Linked DNA regions of Mus musculus: region 1 is linked to region 2. The links are chromatin loops, found by intact Hi-C in ENCODE. Cell type or tissue: left cerebral cortex. All regions are shown on one strand.

What was found. Peaks named below come from ENCODE experiments on the same cell type or tissue, not always from the same donor. Only the 100,000 strongest peaks of a DNase experiment are listed, where the experiment ranks them.
Region 1: a loop joins it to region 2, with 2.1 times the contacts of the local background. A loop is called at or near these places in 3 of 42 quality-filtered maps.

What each region holds. Positions count from the first base shown.
Region 1 is chr9:112,027,717-112,035,716 of GRCm38, forward strand. No RefSeq gene overlaps it. Among named protein-coding and RNA genes, the nearest start is that of Gm39430, 54 kb to the left of the region's middle. In left cerebral cortex, no CTCF peak of the experiment used is centred here; a DNase peak (open chromatin) is centred at 3,664.
Region 2 is chr9:111,935,843-111,943,842 of GRCm38, forward strand. No RefSeq gene overlaps it. Among named protein-coding and RNA genes, the nearest start is that of 4930545L08Rik, 21 kb to the left of the region's middle. In left cerebral cortex, a CTCF peak has its summit at 3,941; a DNase peak (open chromatin) is centred at 3,946.

The sequences.
Region 1 (8,000 bases), 92 kb after region 2:
TTTAAATGTCAGTTGGGTCAAAATGGACTAAGATAGGCAGTGCTTCCATTTTTATTTGCTAGATAGCTAGAGCAGATTGAATAGAGAGGCAGCAAACTGTAGCCTACAGGCCAGTCAGGTAAATCTGACCCAGTGTTTGTTTCTCTGAGTGAAATTTCAATGCAACACAGAATTTTTAAAAATGTATTATATTAAGCTAGTTTCCATAAAGCAAGTTCAACCCCACTCTGCTTACTTTACCACTTCCTTCCCTGAAACTCATAATGGGGAAACCCTCAAAGGTTAAAGTCTTCTGTATCCAGGCCTCATTCTGCACTGAAGCTTGGCTTCCCTCAGAATCAGCCCACCCTGGGCTCTGAAATCCCAAGCACTACCTGGATGGCTGGACCAAAGAATGTCAGGGCCTTCTGTGAGGGACAGATGGAAGGTGAGCCCAGACAACCTCTCTTTATCTCAGGATGTTGGAATACATGCACATCTGCAGTTATTCTGAGAGCTACAAACCAGAAAAAAGAGTAGAGCCAGGTTCCACTCAGGTCAGGGATTTCACCTACACATCATGCAGAAGTGGGCAAGCCCAGTAGCAATGAACAAAGTTGTACATTTCAGAGCTAAAACTATTTGCTTTCTGGTTCACTTTTTAAACAAAAATTTGTTGACTAATATATTCAAATGTAAATTCCTTCTGAAAGGAATCCAAGGAGTTGGGAAGTTAGCTTGGTGGGTAAGAATGCTTTTGGTGCAAATATAAGGTGCAGAGTTCAAATCTCCAGCATCCACATAAAAGTTGGGCATGACAGGATATGTCTATATTATCAGCATCAGGGGTAGACACAAGTAGATCCTTGGAGCTCACTGACCATCCAAACCAGCTGAACTAACAAGCTTCTGATTCAATGAGAGACGCTAACACAAATAAAGTAGAGAGAAATAGAAGAGGAAATCTTGTCCTCTTCACAGTCATGTGTATTCATCTTTGTCTGTCTGTCTGTTTGTCTCCTGTCTGTCTGTCTGTCTGCCTCTCTCCTCTCTTTCTCTGTCTCTCTGTTTCTGTCTCTGTCTCTCTGTCTCTGTGTGTGTCTCTGTCTGTCTCTGTCTGTCTCTGTCTCTCTCTCTCTCTCTCTCTCTCTCTCTCTCTCTCTCTCTCTCACACACACACACACACACACACACACACACACACACAGGAACCCAAGTCTGCTTCATCCATCTGCTTTCTAGTAATTGCATTTGCTGAATGATAACACATAATATGTTCACTGCTCCCACGCTTTTGTCATCAACCTGGGTTTTCACAGAACAGGTCACAAATATCTTTGAGTCTGCTAGGTCAATGGTCCATCTTGGCTTCTGACTTCAGAATACTCAGATTACTTCAGCATTCATGGAGAGAAAGAAAGTATAGATGCTGCCAAATGAAGTGGTGTTCATTGGTTATGTAAAAAAGATTGGATTATAATTATAGTGGTTTCTCCAATCTTCAGTTTACCTGTAAGGAAACTGGGTTGCATAGTAACTAAATTAGTTTTATGGTTCACATCCACTTGTGCTTATACTTTTCTTTCCTTCCTCCTTTCCTTTCTTCTTTCCTTCTTTCCTTCTTTCCTTCTTCTTTCCTCCTTTCCTTTCCTTTCCTTTCCTTTCCTTTCCTTTCCTTTCCTTTCCTTTCCTTTCCTTTCCTTTCTCTCTCTCCATTTCTCTAGAATACAGTGTGGTTTATGACATGACAGCAAAATACATTAACCCTTTCTATACCCGACTTCACATTCCTTTCTTGCTTTTTTCCTCCCTACCTCTTTTCTATGTATGGCTCTGGGGATTGAATCTAAAGCTTCTTGCATGCTAGGCAAACTCTCTGCCAGTGAGCTGAACTTCAACTCCAGCCTATATGAATTATTTACTGGAGAATATACCTTCAGAAATGTAGCTCAGAATGGTCTCACACTCACTGTTTAGACAAAGCTTGCTGGGATCTTCCTGCTTCACCCTCTCAAGTGCTGAGATGATATACATGAGTTACTAAATTGATTCAAAAGTGAAATTATGTTGTCAAATGTCTTGCATGTATGTATATGCATGCTTATGTGTGTGTGCATGAGTATGGGGGTCTGCATGCACATATCTATGTCAGAGAACATCTATAGCTCTTGTTCCATAGATGGTAACTATGTCTATGTGTCCATCCATATCCATACATGTATCTATATGTCTTTGCTGGATTTTTTTTGTCAACTTGATACAGCCTGGGAAGAGAGACTCTCAATGAAGAAAATATTTCTACATAATTTTCTTTGGAGCAAGTCTGGAGTGCATTTCCTTGATTGCTGATTAATATGGTTGGGCCTTGCTCACTGTAGTTGGTGCCACCTGCGGGCTGGTGGTCCTGAGTACTCTAAGAAGGCAGGATGAGAAAGCCATGGGGGCAGAGGTCAAGTCAGTAAGGAGCACTCACCATGGCCTCTGTACCATGGCTCTGTACCTCTAAACCATGGCTCTTATCTTCATGTTCCTGCCCTGCCTGAGTTCCTGCCCTCACAGCTTTAGATGATGGACTCTAGTATGAAAGTGTGTGTGATATAAACCCTTTGCTCCCCGTGTTGCTTATGGTCATGGTTTCACCACAGCGCTAGCAACTCTAAAACTATCTGATCCTAAATCACTGACCTGGAACTCCCCAAGTAGTTGAGGTTGGCTGGGCAGCAAGTCCAAAGGATCTGCCCTTTTCTGTCTCTCTATTTCTCGGGTTGCGAGTGTGTACCACCACACCTTGCTTTTCTATGTGGGTTTTGGGGTCCCCGTGCTTATATGGCAACTTTGCAGACTGAGCAGTCTTCCCAGAACCCACAATGTCCTATTTCTTAATTGGTACTACCAGGCTTTTTCTGAAAAGCATAAAATCTACTTATTTTATTATTGATTCGATACTGATTTGAAAAACACTTCCGTAAGATTCTGCCAGTTTGAAAATATACAAAGACAAAAGCACAATCCCTGAATTATTAAAGAGAATTTCTTGGGAATCAATAATTCATTGTATTTTTCAGCAAGGGGAGGGGGGCGACCCAAGGCCATTAGTGCTTGAAAGATCTGAGTTCAGCCTGAGCCAATTTGACATTCAAATGGTCTGATATTTAGAAATTCCAGCTGTTTATCTTGACAAGTATGCATGTGAAAACACATGCTTGTTTAAAGTGATAGAGCTGTTGCCTGGTCTCTGCAGACCTATTTCCCTGTGCTACAACATATTAGAATGAGCTCAATGACCTTGGAGAAACAGCTATCCTCAGAGCAGGCATTTGCACACCAATGAACCTCAATAAAATCAATGATGACCAAGCACTCTTTAATTCCAATGCCATTAGTAAGCTTGTCCTTTTATTTCTGTTGGAACAACAAGACCCTACTCTTAATACCTCCTAGTGGCTCTGAATGCTGATTAGGAGGTCATGTTTACTAAGAATGCAAAGATTCAGGTTTCAGGTTCACCCAACTCTGGGCTAACTTAGGTCCAGACTTGATTGCAATTGAGAGAGGTACACTTGGGGAAATCATGGTCTGAAGAAACAGGGTAGAACAAGGTTAGTGTTCTTGGCTCTCTCCTGGAAGTAGCTTCCTAAGATTGACTGAGGTTCTCTTGGCAGCATCCCCACTTCAGTGCATGGCACAGGATTTGCACAAAATCTGGCAGGGGGAAGTGAGTGGAAAGAATGGGGCTTTTAGTTGGATAGCCAGAGTAATAATCTACCATTGAGGGGAGTCGGGACAAGAACTGAAGCAGACTCTGGAGAAATGCTGCTTCCTGGCTCCACTGTGGCTTGCTCAATTTGCTTTCTTCTGTAACCCAGGACCATCTGCCTAGGGGTGCCATCCAAAACAGTGGATTGGGCCCTCCCAAATCGATCATCAGTCAACACATACCTACATGCCAGTTTGATGGAGAAAATTCCTCAGCGGAGGTTCACACTATCCAGGTGACTCTTGTTGGTGTCAAATTGACAAAACCCACCTAGCACATCTACCTTTGTCCACATCAGTGATGCTGTATTGTTACATTTACTGATTTACTCTTGTGGCAGGTAAAGGACAAGTTTCTGGATCTCTTCCACCAGGTGGGCCCTGGGTATTGAATTCAGTTTTTCAGTCTTGGCTACAAGAACCTTTATCTTTCTGCTTTGAGTCAGGGATAAGGGAAGAAATCCTCCGTCCTATACCTAAGGGCACAGGTTAGTTCATTCAAGTCCCCGAAGAGACCTACTGTCCCCTTGGTTGGTTCATTAAATGCAATTATCTTGCCAAGGAAGCTTTCATTATTCTTGACTTGGACTAGGAAAGCGGGAGGTGGAGAAAGAGGCAGGGAGAAGAAAGCAAAGGATGCACTGAGTCTGCTGAGGTTCAAATGTGGCTACCTTGCCACACACCTTGAGGTGTAATAAGAGCCTGGCAGGCACCTGCTAAACTCATTCACTTATAAAGTACGTCTTCTCTGACACAGTAGAGAAAGAATTCTCCAGAGCTTTAAAGACATGGATGGCTTCATTCAAGAACCCAGGGATAAAATGAAAATTGCAGCTTTCCATGAATGACTTGTTGGTTTGGGCTCACAAAGTCCATTTTCTCCCTGACTGACCCTATTTTCAGATGGAATCATCACATGGCGAAGTGCAATTGTCTAGACTGAATGCGTCTGAGTCACCGACGTGTTTACACGGCAGACTTTCAACTCCAGAGACGGAGCTTATGGTTATATCTTCATTACAAGGGCTCAGCCTCCTCACCAAACAGCTAGAACTCCTTTTTTTTCCCATCAAGAAATAAAATTACTGGACACCTGTGCCACTGAAGTGTAAGACTAGAGAAAAGACAGAAAAATTGGAGAGAGAGAAAATATAGCTCACAGGCATTCAAAAGTAAAGTTTTCTGAATGTTAACACCCTGGGCTCCTCCCTTCTGCCCCTTGTCCGGCACTCACTCTGGACACCTATGTCAGAACCATGTTTCCAAAGCATAGTTCAGATTTCATATGGCATAGGGCAGGAGGTGTCTTCCATTTTGTCCCACTGGGAGTGAATTGCAAAGATGGTGTTTGAAGCAGCTTCTAGAGAATTGGTGGGCTTTCTATGTGATGGAGCCATGGCAGTGACAATTCAAAGAATTGTGTGTGCAGACAGGGTGGAATAAGTTTGGGAAAGAGCAAGGAGCTCTTTATTGTTGAGGTAGAAAGTCTCACCAGCAAGCTAATGCTATAAAAGAACCAGATGTAGAGACTTGCTTTTGGAGATGCTTTAATTAGGGAGAGAGGGGAGAAAAGGAGAGAGAGAGAGAGAGAGAGAGAGAGAGAGAGAGAGAGAGAGAGAGAGAGAGAGAAAGAGGGAGAGAGAGAGAGGATAGACAAATAGGAATGATAGATATAGATTGATAAAATGATATATAGTGGATAAGAGATAGCTGATGGATTGATAACTTTATGAGATAGATAGAAATGATATATAGTTAGAGATGATAGGTAGATGAGATGGATATATGTAATAGATCATAGCTAAGAAGATAATAGATAAATAGATAGATACATAGATGATTGATAGATACATGGATACATAGACAGACAGACAGAGCCCAATTTAAAGCAGAAGAGGAGAGATGGGAGAAGACAGAAGGAAGAAGGTGGAAATTAGGAATCCTGGTTACTTTTCTATTGCTGGAATGAAAACCCGCATCCCGCTAGAGTTCCAGTGCTCTGGGCAGGTGGACGTGGAGGACTGCTGCCTGCTCTCCACATGGCCACAGGTGGGTGTCAGGCTATGGGAAGCCATGGATTCCAGCCCTCTGGGGTTGGACAAGGAGCAGTCCAAGGTCTCTGGGCCTCTAGAGGCCAAAGATAGGTTCTCAGTCTAGGGAACCCCAGATTCCGCTGGACACCACGGAAGAGTTGAGACCAAAGAGAGGAGAGGGCAGGAAGAGAGGGGGCACTGTGTGGTTCCCATGCTGGTGAGAATCATTGGTTCTGTCTGTGGCTAGAGCACAGGAAGGCCTAGATGAGGCTCTTTAAGGGAAAGCCTATCCCATCGTTCAAGCGGGGGGGGGGGGGGGGCGGGAAGCTTGATGAGCAGAGACAGTCTATGGTTTTTAGAGCTTTATTGTAGAAAGACAGGGAGAAAGAGAGAAGGTAGAAAGAGGGAGACTGGCCATGGCCATGTGGAGAGAAGAGAGAAGGGAGGGAGAGAAGGAGGACTACAGATGAGAGTAAAAAGCCGGGTAACTGTGGGGAGGAGCATACCTGGCTGTAGTCTCCCCTCCCCCAGCCTGAAACCTGCTTGCTCAGGGGTGGAGCTTCCTGCTCATTCGTTCTGCCACGCCCACTGCTGGAACCTGCGGAGCCACACCCGTGCACCTTTCTACTGGACCAGAGATTATTCGGCGGGAATCGGGTCCCCTCCCCCTTCCTTCATAACTAGTGTCGCAACAATAAAATTTGAGCCTTGATCAGAGTAACTGTCTTGGCTACATTCTTTCTTCCACCCCGTCTAGATTCCTCTCTTACAGCTCGAGCGGCCTTCTCAGTTAAACCGTTCACGTTGCGAGCTGCTGGCGGCCACAACACCTGGCTATAGTCAGGTAACTGTGAGGGTGGAACCTAGCTAGAATGCCAGGAGCTTAGGGCTTTGTCTGTGTGACTGATAGTCACAGAATTATGGGATTGGGGGCTCTGGGGTGTCAGGCACCTGTCTCTGGGAACGTGGCTCACTGTTCTGTCCCTTGTAGAGTTTTCTAATGGATCTCTGGAGCAAGCCTCATTCAACCAAAACAGGCTGCCTTTCACAGCCCCACAGCTGGTGGCTGAGAAGATGTGGCATGCCATCAGGAGCAGGACGGTGGATGGTCACATTTTCATCCACACACAGGAAGCCAGGAGTGAACAGAAAGTGTGTCCAGGCTATCAAGACTCAAAAGCCATCCAAGTGACATTTCCTCCAACAATGCCATGATTCCTGAAGGTTTCAAAATCTTCTCAAATAGTATTACCAACTGTGTACCAAGGTATTAAATGTATGGCCTATGAGGGCATTTCACATTCTAACCACTACAAGGGGAGGCATACAATGTTTTAAAAACAAGTCTAGGATTACATAAATGCCCATTGTCTTTATTTGACTCTGTCCTCTCATGCGATAGAGAGAGTCAAAGTTGTTAGAAATTTTGGATCATGTTATTGGGGGGGGGGGGGAAGGAAATTTAAAAATAATTCCCTAGTCTACCTTTATAACTACTTCAAAGTAAAAAGGGGAAAGTATTGGAATACAGTGGAAGACATCATGCAGTAACATCAAATATACCTGAATCAGTCAGTACTGTCAACTTGATAGGATTAGGGACACCTAGGAGATACACTTCTGGTCACATTTTGCAGGAAGTTTCTAGATTAGAGAAACTGAGGTGAGAAGACTAACCCTAAATATAGGCAGCACCATTCATTCCCTAGGCTGAATAAAAAGGAGAAAGTGAGCTGAGCATCTCTCTCTCTCTCTCTCTCTCTCTCTCTCTCTCTCTCTCTCTCTCTCTCTCTCCTTCCTGACTGTGGTTGCCATGTGCCATGTGCCTTGTGCTCCTGCCACCATGTTTTTCCTGACATGATGGACCACATTCTCACGCTATGAGTCAAAGCAAGTACTCCCTTCTTTTATATGCCTTTGTCGGGATTTTTGTAATAACAACAGGAATAGCATCCTCACTGGAACCAGAAAAACAGGGCACACTTGAGCCCTTCCCTCTCTAGCACCTCTCACCGGAGAGTGACTTTTTTTTTAAAACCTTTTCAGGACTGGCTTTCACCCCATAAAAGTCCTCACTGAAGTGATAATAATGAAATATTCTTATCACATCTATGCTCATATTCATGATAATTTTGGTGAGTGGACAAATTCCCTAATGGTAGTATGTTACAAAATTTAGAGTTACAGATAATTTAGTAGTATTTTATTTAGTTTCCAAGGGTTGTGGTTTCA
Region 2 (8,000 bases):
AGCAGAACTCTAACTAGGAGGGAGGTTGAAGCAGAGGACTGTAAATTCAAGGCCAGCCTGGACAACTTAGTGAGAACTTGTCCCAAATCAAAAGTGAAAAGTGCTTGCCTAGCATCCTTGGAACCCTAGGTTCAATCACTAGAGCAATAAAAGCATGTTCAGAAAGAATCTATTGGATCCTCTAACTGAGCTGCCCGTCTGGCCTCAGTGGGAGAGGATGTGCCTAGTCCTGCAGTGACTTGCTGTGCCATGGTGGGTGGGTAGCTAGGGTATGGGGTGGTTCCCCTTAATAAGATGAGAAGGGAGGGTGGGTAAGGGGGGCTATGTGAGGGGCAGACTCGGAGGAAGAGGGCTGAGATCAGGATGTAGAGTGAATAAATTAATTAATTAATGGGAAAAAAATCTATTGGGATTCTTGCCTTATCAGTATAATTCCTAAGGTCTTTCTTAGTCAGCTTGTAGAGCTTTCATAATGGAGACAGGCTCAAAAAAATGAAATGACTGCCTTTTAAAAGAATAATTAGCTATGATTATTATGAAAAGAAGAGTTGAAATCATGTTAATGTACCATTATACTGCATGGCATCAAGAAGAATTATAGTAATGCTTGTTGAAATAAGATGTGTTCAGTTAATTCAAGAGAAATGGTCCGCAGCCTACATTAGGAGGGTGAAATTTGCAGAAATTTGAAAATGAGAGCTTGGCCTACCTTCCCTCTGTCATCGTCTAAAGGGTCCCTGGCCATGGCGTCCTCTATGGATAGTGAGAGGCCCACTGAGGCTTGGCTGAAGTCGGAGTCAGTAAAAAGGTAAGAGAATACATATCAAGTTCTTCTAAGTTGCATGCTAAGGGATGACGCCTCCTCATGTGGACCCATGAGTCACTGTCTTACTTAGGGATTCTATTGCTGTGATGGAACACCATGGCCGAAAGCAAGTTGGGAAAGAAGGGTTTATTTGACTTACTTTTCCATATCACTGTTGATCAATAAAGGAAGTCAAGACAGGGACTCAAGCAGGGCAGGTACCTGGAGACAGGAGCTGATGCAGAGGCCATGGAGGAGTGCAGTTTACTGGCTTGCTCCCCACAGTTAGCTCAGGCTGTGTTCTTATAGCATCCAGGACCAGCAGCCCAGGGATGGCACCATCCACAATGAATGGTATGGATGCTCTCCCTTCAGCCCATCAATCCTAATTAAGAAATGCCTCACAGGTTTTCCTGCCTCTGATCTTATGAAGGCCTTTTCTTAATTGAGGTTCCCTCCTCTCGGATGACATTTGTTTATGTCAAGTTGACATAAAATTACCAGCAGAGTAACATAGAGGTGAAAGACTGGCTCCTCTGCCTTCATTGTGTGCCTGCCTCCATAACTTTCTCAGTCTCCATCTTAACTCTGTACAGGCATGTGCATCGCCGTGGAGTGGGTGTCTACCTAGTCTGTCTCATCCCCCTTCAGTGCTGAAGGCATAAAGATAAGATCCCAGGAGGAGCACAACCTCAAAGAACAGGCTATCCCCAAATGAGAGTAATTAGCCACAGCGGCAAGACTGTACTACCCTGGATAAGAAAGAAGAAAATAATTCCTCTCCCTCTCCCTCCCCCTCACCCCTCCCCCTCCCCCTAGCCCTAATCCTCCCCCTCCCCCTTCCCCTCTTCCTCCCCCTCCTCTGTATGTGTGGTTGTGTGTGTGTGTGTGTGTGTGCCTGTGAAGGTCAGAGAGGGTGTTATTTGATCTACTCGAGCTTAAATCACACAGGAGCTAAACCTGGGTCTTCTACAAGAGCAGTACTTGCTTTTAGCCACTGAGCCACCTATAGCCCTGGTAAGTCACTGGGTTTGGTTAGGAAGTGACTGGGTGTCTACTGGAATTGGATATTTTGTTGCCGGTACTCAGATCATCTCTATGTTCCTCTTGATGATATCCCCCAAGAAAGTGTGCATTAATGGGTGTGCCACAGGTGTCAGTGGCACGTGAACACAGACCTGAAAGAGAGGTTTCCAGAAGGGTCCCCTGGACTGACACATGGGTGTGCTTCCCCATGTGTGCCTGTGTAGAAATGCAATGTGTCAGAAGACCATGAGCACACTGATATTAAAGATGTCAAAATAACACGCAGGGACAAACCATAGAGGAATTTAGACCTAGTGGAGAAATACCTAATGACCTGCTGTTCTAGGCAGAATTAAATGTGACTAATGTGAGGTTTAGACAGATTGGCATCAACAGTGTGGATTCTACAGTGCCTATAAATAATGATCAAAGGGCTGGAGAGATGACTCAGTGGTTAAGAACATGTGCTGCTCTCAGAGAGGACCTGTGTTCGATTCCCAGCACCCACAGAGAGTCTTACAACCATCTGTGACTCCCATTCCAGAGGATTCATTACTTTCTACTGGCCTCTGAGGGCAATGTACTTACATGATGCATTTAGACCAGTGGTTCTCAGCCTTCCTAGTGCTGTGACCCTTTAATACAGCTCCCCATGTTGTGATGACCCCCCCACCATAAAATTATTTTGTTGTTACTTCATGAATCATTATATAAATATGTCATATAAAGGATATCTGATAGGTGACCCACCAAAGGGGTCATGACCCACAGACTGTGAACTGGTAATGTCGGCAAAGCACCCAGACACATTAAGAAAAACCCTAAGTTTAAAAGATTATGAGCAAAATATTTGTATTACTAAATATGTACTTGTCTGTGATGATACAAGGATTCCTCAGGCTGCTTCTCAGAGCCTTGTAGGCATTCTTACTGGGTGTTCTCAGCTGACCACAACCGTCCAGGGAGCTGACTCAGACTCTCCACTTCTCCTGCAAGGTCCTCTCACTGATGAGTCTTAGTGAGCACCACGGAGAAAAAGACAAGGAAAGGGCTTTAACATATGAGTCTGGCAGAGCTACAGGACACGGAGGACTGTATGCACAAGGTGACCACACAGGGAGTATGCTGAGCAAAGCCATCAACTCCCCCAGATAGGAACAGAAGTATCTTCAGAAGAGGATCTGTAAGAGCTTCCTAGGATGAAGAAAGTATGTTTTCCCTTGAGTCTATGGTCACAGACAAGATGCATCCTATATAAACCTAAACAATTTACCAGTATCACTTTAAACAAGCGTTAGAAACCCATCCAAATCTGAGGCAGGAGCATACTCAGCACGCACCTACCCATGGCTGAGGTACTAGGCTGTCATTTCATCTAATGAGACAACCCATACCATACAGGACCTTACCCAGAGAGACTCCATAATTCTGCCCCATGAGGAGCATGGGGCTGTCTTGTAACAGCAACTAAAGCCACCATTTCAGTGTCTGGATCCTGCCAATACAAGATAACACTGATAAACACCACAGCCTCCCACCAATAACACTAGAGAGTAATTTAAGTTTAAAGGCTTCAGCTAACTTCTTGTTGTGAGCCAGGCAGAGGACAGAGGAGCAGAAGAATAAAGAGGGCTCTGTACTCTGTTTCTAGGATATATGCTGGGGTCGCATGGGAGCCCAGTCTCTTTTTTAATGGGCATTGTGTTTGTGAGTCAGTATGAATGGGCATGAGTCTCCACCTAGATCAGGTTTCAGTGTCTTCCTCACTGGGCTGTAGTGCTGGGAGTGAAGGCTGGACCATACAGGTTGTTGTCAGGGAGACACAAGATGCCCAGGTTGGACCACTGTGATAGTTGGCAGGGCTCTCCACAGCAGGCCGCTATGCTATCTGCTCAGTCATTTCTCCACACCTCATACAACACGATGCATTCGTCTAAAAGAACAAAAGAATGACAGTGGGCCAGTCCATCAGCTGTATGGGTGAAAATAACAAGAACAGTTGTGAGTAGGGGATGACAGCAGTCAAAAGCCAAAGGAGAAGTCAGGACCTGATGCTGACTCTGGGTGGATGCACGATGTCCCAGATTTACAGGCTTCTAACAATAGGGGGCGATAGGAGCCCATGTTGCCTCTTTGTTCTGCTTGCTAAAACTTAGACCCTTTTCTGGCTCCCAGAAGCAGTTCCCAAGTGAAGTATGCATGTGCTGTTACTTGTACCTTGCATAGCTCTTCCGTGGGTTAAACAGGGTCAGTATTATCTGGCTGATGTAATTGCAAGAGACTCCATGGAGATGTTCCCACAACATCCTGAGAGTGGTAACACCCAGCCTTCCCATAGCAGCCCTGAGCAAGGCTGTAGCGAGAGGCATTAGTGCTGCTGAGCTCTGAATTGTTTCCAGACCCCTTTCTTGCTTCCACCTCTCCCAGAAGATGATCTGTGTATTGCCTGGTTTGCATTAGGATTGGGAGGACAGAAATGCACCTGGGAGTTGATAATGTAGCTTATCTTTTCGTTTGTCCAGTCAGTTTCTTCTCCCTACTCATTTTCCAGGGGATGTGATCAATGCCTGAAGCCCCAGATATTGCCAATGATTGTAATCCTGCATCTATCTGTTGTGAGAGAGAAGCCACTCTGGATCACCAAGAATTGTGGTTGTTGGACACAGGTTCAGGGTGGGACACGGTTACCTTAAGTCGTCTGGAAGCCTTTCAAGTGGTCCTTGAGTATTGAATTCTGGGCATTCTCAGGAAACAGTCTGGAGGATGTAAGAATCGCATGTTATAGGAAGTTCTATACGTGGTGGCTCAGTGGCTATGCTCTTGGGAAAAGACATCCCATATGAAGCCTCTCGCTCCTTCCCTCTTCACAGTATCCTGTAAACCACTAATATGTCAAAGAACGAAAGCTTCTAGGGTAGAATCAACTCCAGCCCTGGCTTCATAAAACAGGGATGCTTTGACTTTCCCTGCTCCTGTTTTAAACATTTAACTAAGGTTTTTAGTGAAGGACTCTCAATTCCTCAGGTTGCTTCATGGCCAAGGGGGGGGGGGAACTCTGTAACTCTTAAGGGTGGTTATTTTCCCTTCTTCGTCTTTTTCTTTCAAACCAAACACTGACATTGTTTGTCACTGTGCTAAATATACTAGTATTTATCTCAGTATTTTTTTTCGATCACCACAGGCAGTGTTAGGGGGCTGGTTTCTGATTAACAGATGCCACAAGGGGCGTCATTGCTGTGAGCCTGTCACATTACATTTTAACACAAAACTTCTACAAGCAGTGGTCCAGAGCTGCCCATAACCATTTCCTGTGGAAGATACATTACAAGAAGCATGGCTCTAACTGATAGGAAAGAAAGAGTTTCTGGAGTGGAAGACTTTCTCTGAGAATGCTCTCTATTTATAAGACACAGCAGTCAATGCCATGGCCAGGGGCATAAGTGACATCCTTTTAGATGTTTCGGTTGTTTATTTTCCTCCTGCTGTTTTCTTTTAAGATTAAAAAAATAATAACAATAAAAAGAGCCTTTTCAGAAACCGCCCTTAATTGACAGAGCTTCACCTCCCTTCCTGTCTCTGTTAATGAAACATCCTGCCTTCAACTTGGAAACAGTCAAGTGTGTGATGATTTGTAGCAGACAAGGTAAATGGTGCTCGTTCTGTTCTCCCCCAGCATCTTGAGTGGGGCCTTTGAAAAGGCCCGTCACTGTTTTCATCATCGGCAGGATTCTCTTTATTGGAAAATAGAGAGCTGGGAGAATTTGTGTTAGGGGACGATTCTTCTTTCTGCAGAGGATGATGGCATGGCTGAAATTATGGAAGCATAAAAGCTGCAGGTTCTCTGTAATGGGTCCCGCTCAATATTATTAATAACCACACATAGGCACTTTTATGTTGGCAACTGGCTTCAATCATTTTTATCACGTAATAGCTGCAGAGGTTGAGTGAGCTTCTCAGCCTCTTTGCGAGATTGGGTCCCAGTTACAGATAGTTTTAGAGCTCGGAGGAAAATCCCAAGACTCATTCAGGTAATACTCGTGAATTATTAATTCATGAAATAGTTTATGCATACCTGAACACACCCCAGGGTATGTCAGTGGGATGAGCCAGTGGGCACAAGGTTGTCTCACTTAACCCACACAACAGTCCTCAGAGAAAGATGCTGTGGCTTTGACTAGGTTCCATCCCAGACTGCTGCTCCAACCATGCCCATGGTAGCAACCTCTTTCTTCTGTATTCTTCTTTCTTCTGTTATTCTTCTCTATTCTCAGCCAACAAACCCTCTAGGTGACAAGACCCCTTAAAAACAGCAGACTCCTCTCTTACTTCCCCAGGGAAGTTTAGAGAGCTCAGGGTGTCACTCTGGGGACATCACTGACACACCAGTGTCAGTTCCTTCATCTGTATAATGGGTGTGCTTCATCTAGAGGTACCCCTACTCTTCACTTCCTACACACACACACACACACACACACACACACACACACACAGAGAGAGAGAGAGAGAGAGAGAGAGAGAGAGAGAGAGAGAGAGAGGGAATGATTCTAGGGCTGAATTTTCTTCAGAGGCACTGCTGTAATACTATCTGTCTGTCCAGTGTTAACACATCTTCTAAAGAGCCTCTTACCCAAAGTACAAAGTACCTCAGTTTCCCCTCAAGCACAAAAATCACGTAGCCTCTTCATAGATGAGGATAATGGGGGTTTGAAAAGATGAAGCGGTTGTCACGATGATAAACTAAAACCTGGAATTAGTCTAGGTGTGGTCTCAGAGCACAGGCTGTGGTGAAGCCCAGAAGTGGGTAATGCTGTTCCACACAGCTCCTTACCTCATGATCCCTGACACAGAGGCTCAGAGTCAGCACTGAGGACAGAGGCATGAAACAGCTCTGGGGCAGGCAAACCAGCTAAGGAAGAGGATTCTCTGTAGGGATCATAGGATCCTCAAGTGAGGGAAGTCCCCACTGAGTGTGTATTGTTGACATGGGCACAGCCATAACAAGTGCAGAGGTTTTAGAGCCATGGGACATTGGCAAGCTGTTCCCTAGTGGGCCAGGCTCCAAGGTGGCAAGACTTCTTTCTTGATGATTGATCAGTGTGCACAAAAGGAGCAACAGCAGCTTCTTCCTTCCCAGATGTTTACAGCTTGAGATTGCTTGCCTACAGCGACCTTCTATCAAGCTTCTGGCCCCAGCTGCACATGATCCTGAACATGCCGAAGTTCCAGAGTGTGGCTGTAGTGGGCACCATGCCATCCGAGTGCACACACCCCACCTCACCTCTGATTTCTGGGCATGTGTCTGTACTGCCTCTTTATCATTCCTTTGCTGCCCCTGGTCAGGGTTTCAGGACCCAAGCCAGCAGGACCGGGTATTTCTCGGTCCCTTCTCCTGCTCCCTCCCCACGGCCACCAGGCCTTCTCATGCAACACATATCCATTCTGGAAATAAACCTTAGAAAGAGGACGAGGAGTCAATCAGGACGGAATAGATAAACCAGGAGACCAAAAGGAAAAAAGTGAGAAATGTCTAAGTTTCATAATTTTAGGAATTATGTTTTGAGAAATATTGATAATGACCTGACAATATATATATATATATAAAAGAGTAGGAGATGGAAAGAAAATATAGCCAGCAGTTCTGAAAGGGTTTTGTATCTAATTACTATTTTCAAAGTTACACACAATTCACTACTACATTTTACATATTTCACTGCGATAGTCAACATCTGCACTAATTACATTGAATTTATTTAAGAAGTCAAAAGATGTGGGAAGCCTTGAAAGATGCTCACACATGGAAGAAGGAAGCCCAAGTTGAGAGTCAAGATGCACTGAAGTCCCATGATTTTAATAAGGCTTTAAAGTACAAGACAGTCTTAAAGTTTGTATTTTATTTTGAGTGTGTGCTTATGCACGTGCCTGTGCCTGTGTGCATGAATGTTTCCCAGGTGTTTACAGCCTGAGATTGCTTGCCTACAGCAACCTTCTTTCAGACAAGTCCCTATCCCCAGCTGTACATGCTAAATATGTCAAAGTTCCAGTGTAGCTGTAGCAGGTGCCACTCTATCTGAGTACACACCCACCCTACCTCAGCTTTTCTGTACATGTGTCTCTGTGCCCTACCTTCTTTATTCACGTAGCTATTGAATGTTTGTTCATTGGCACAGAC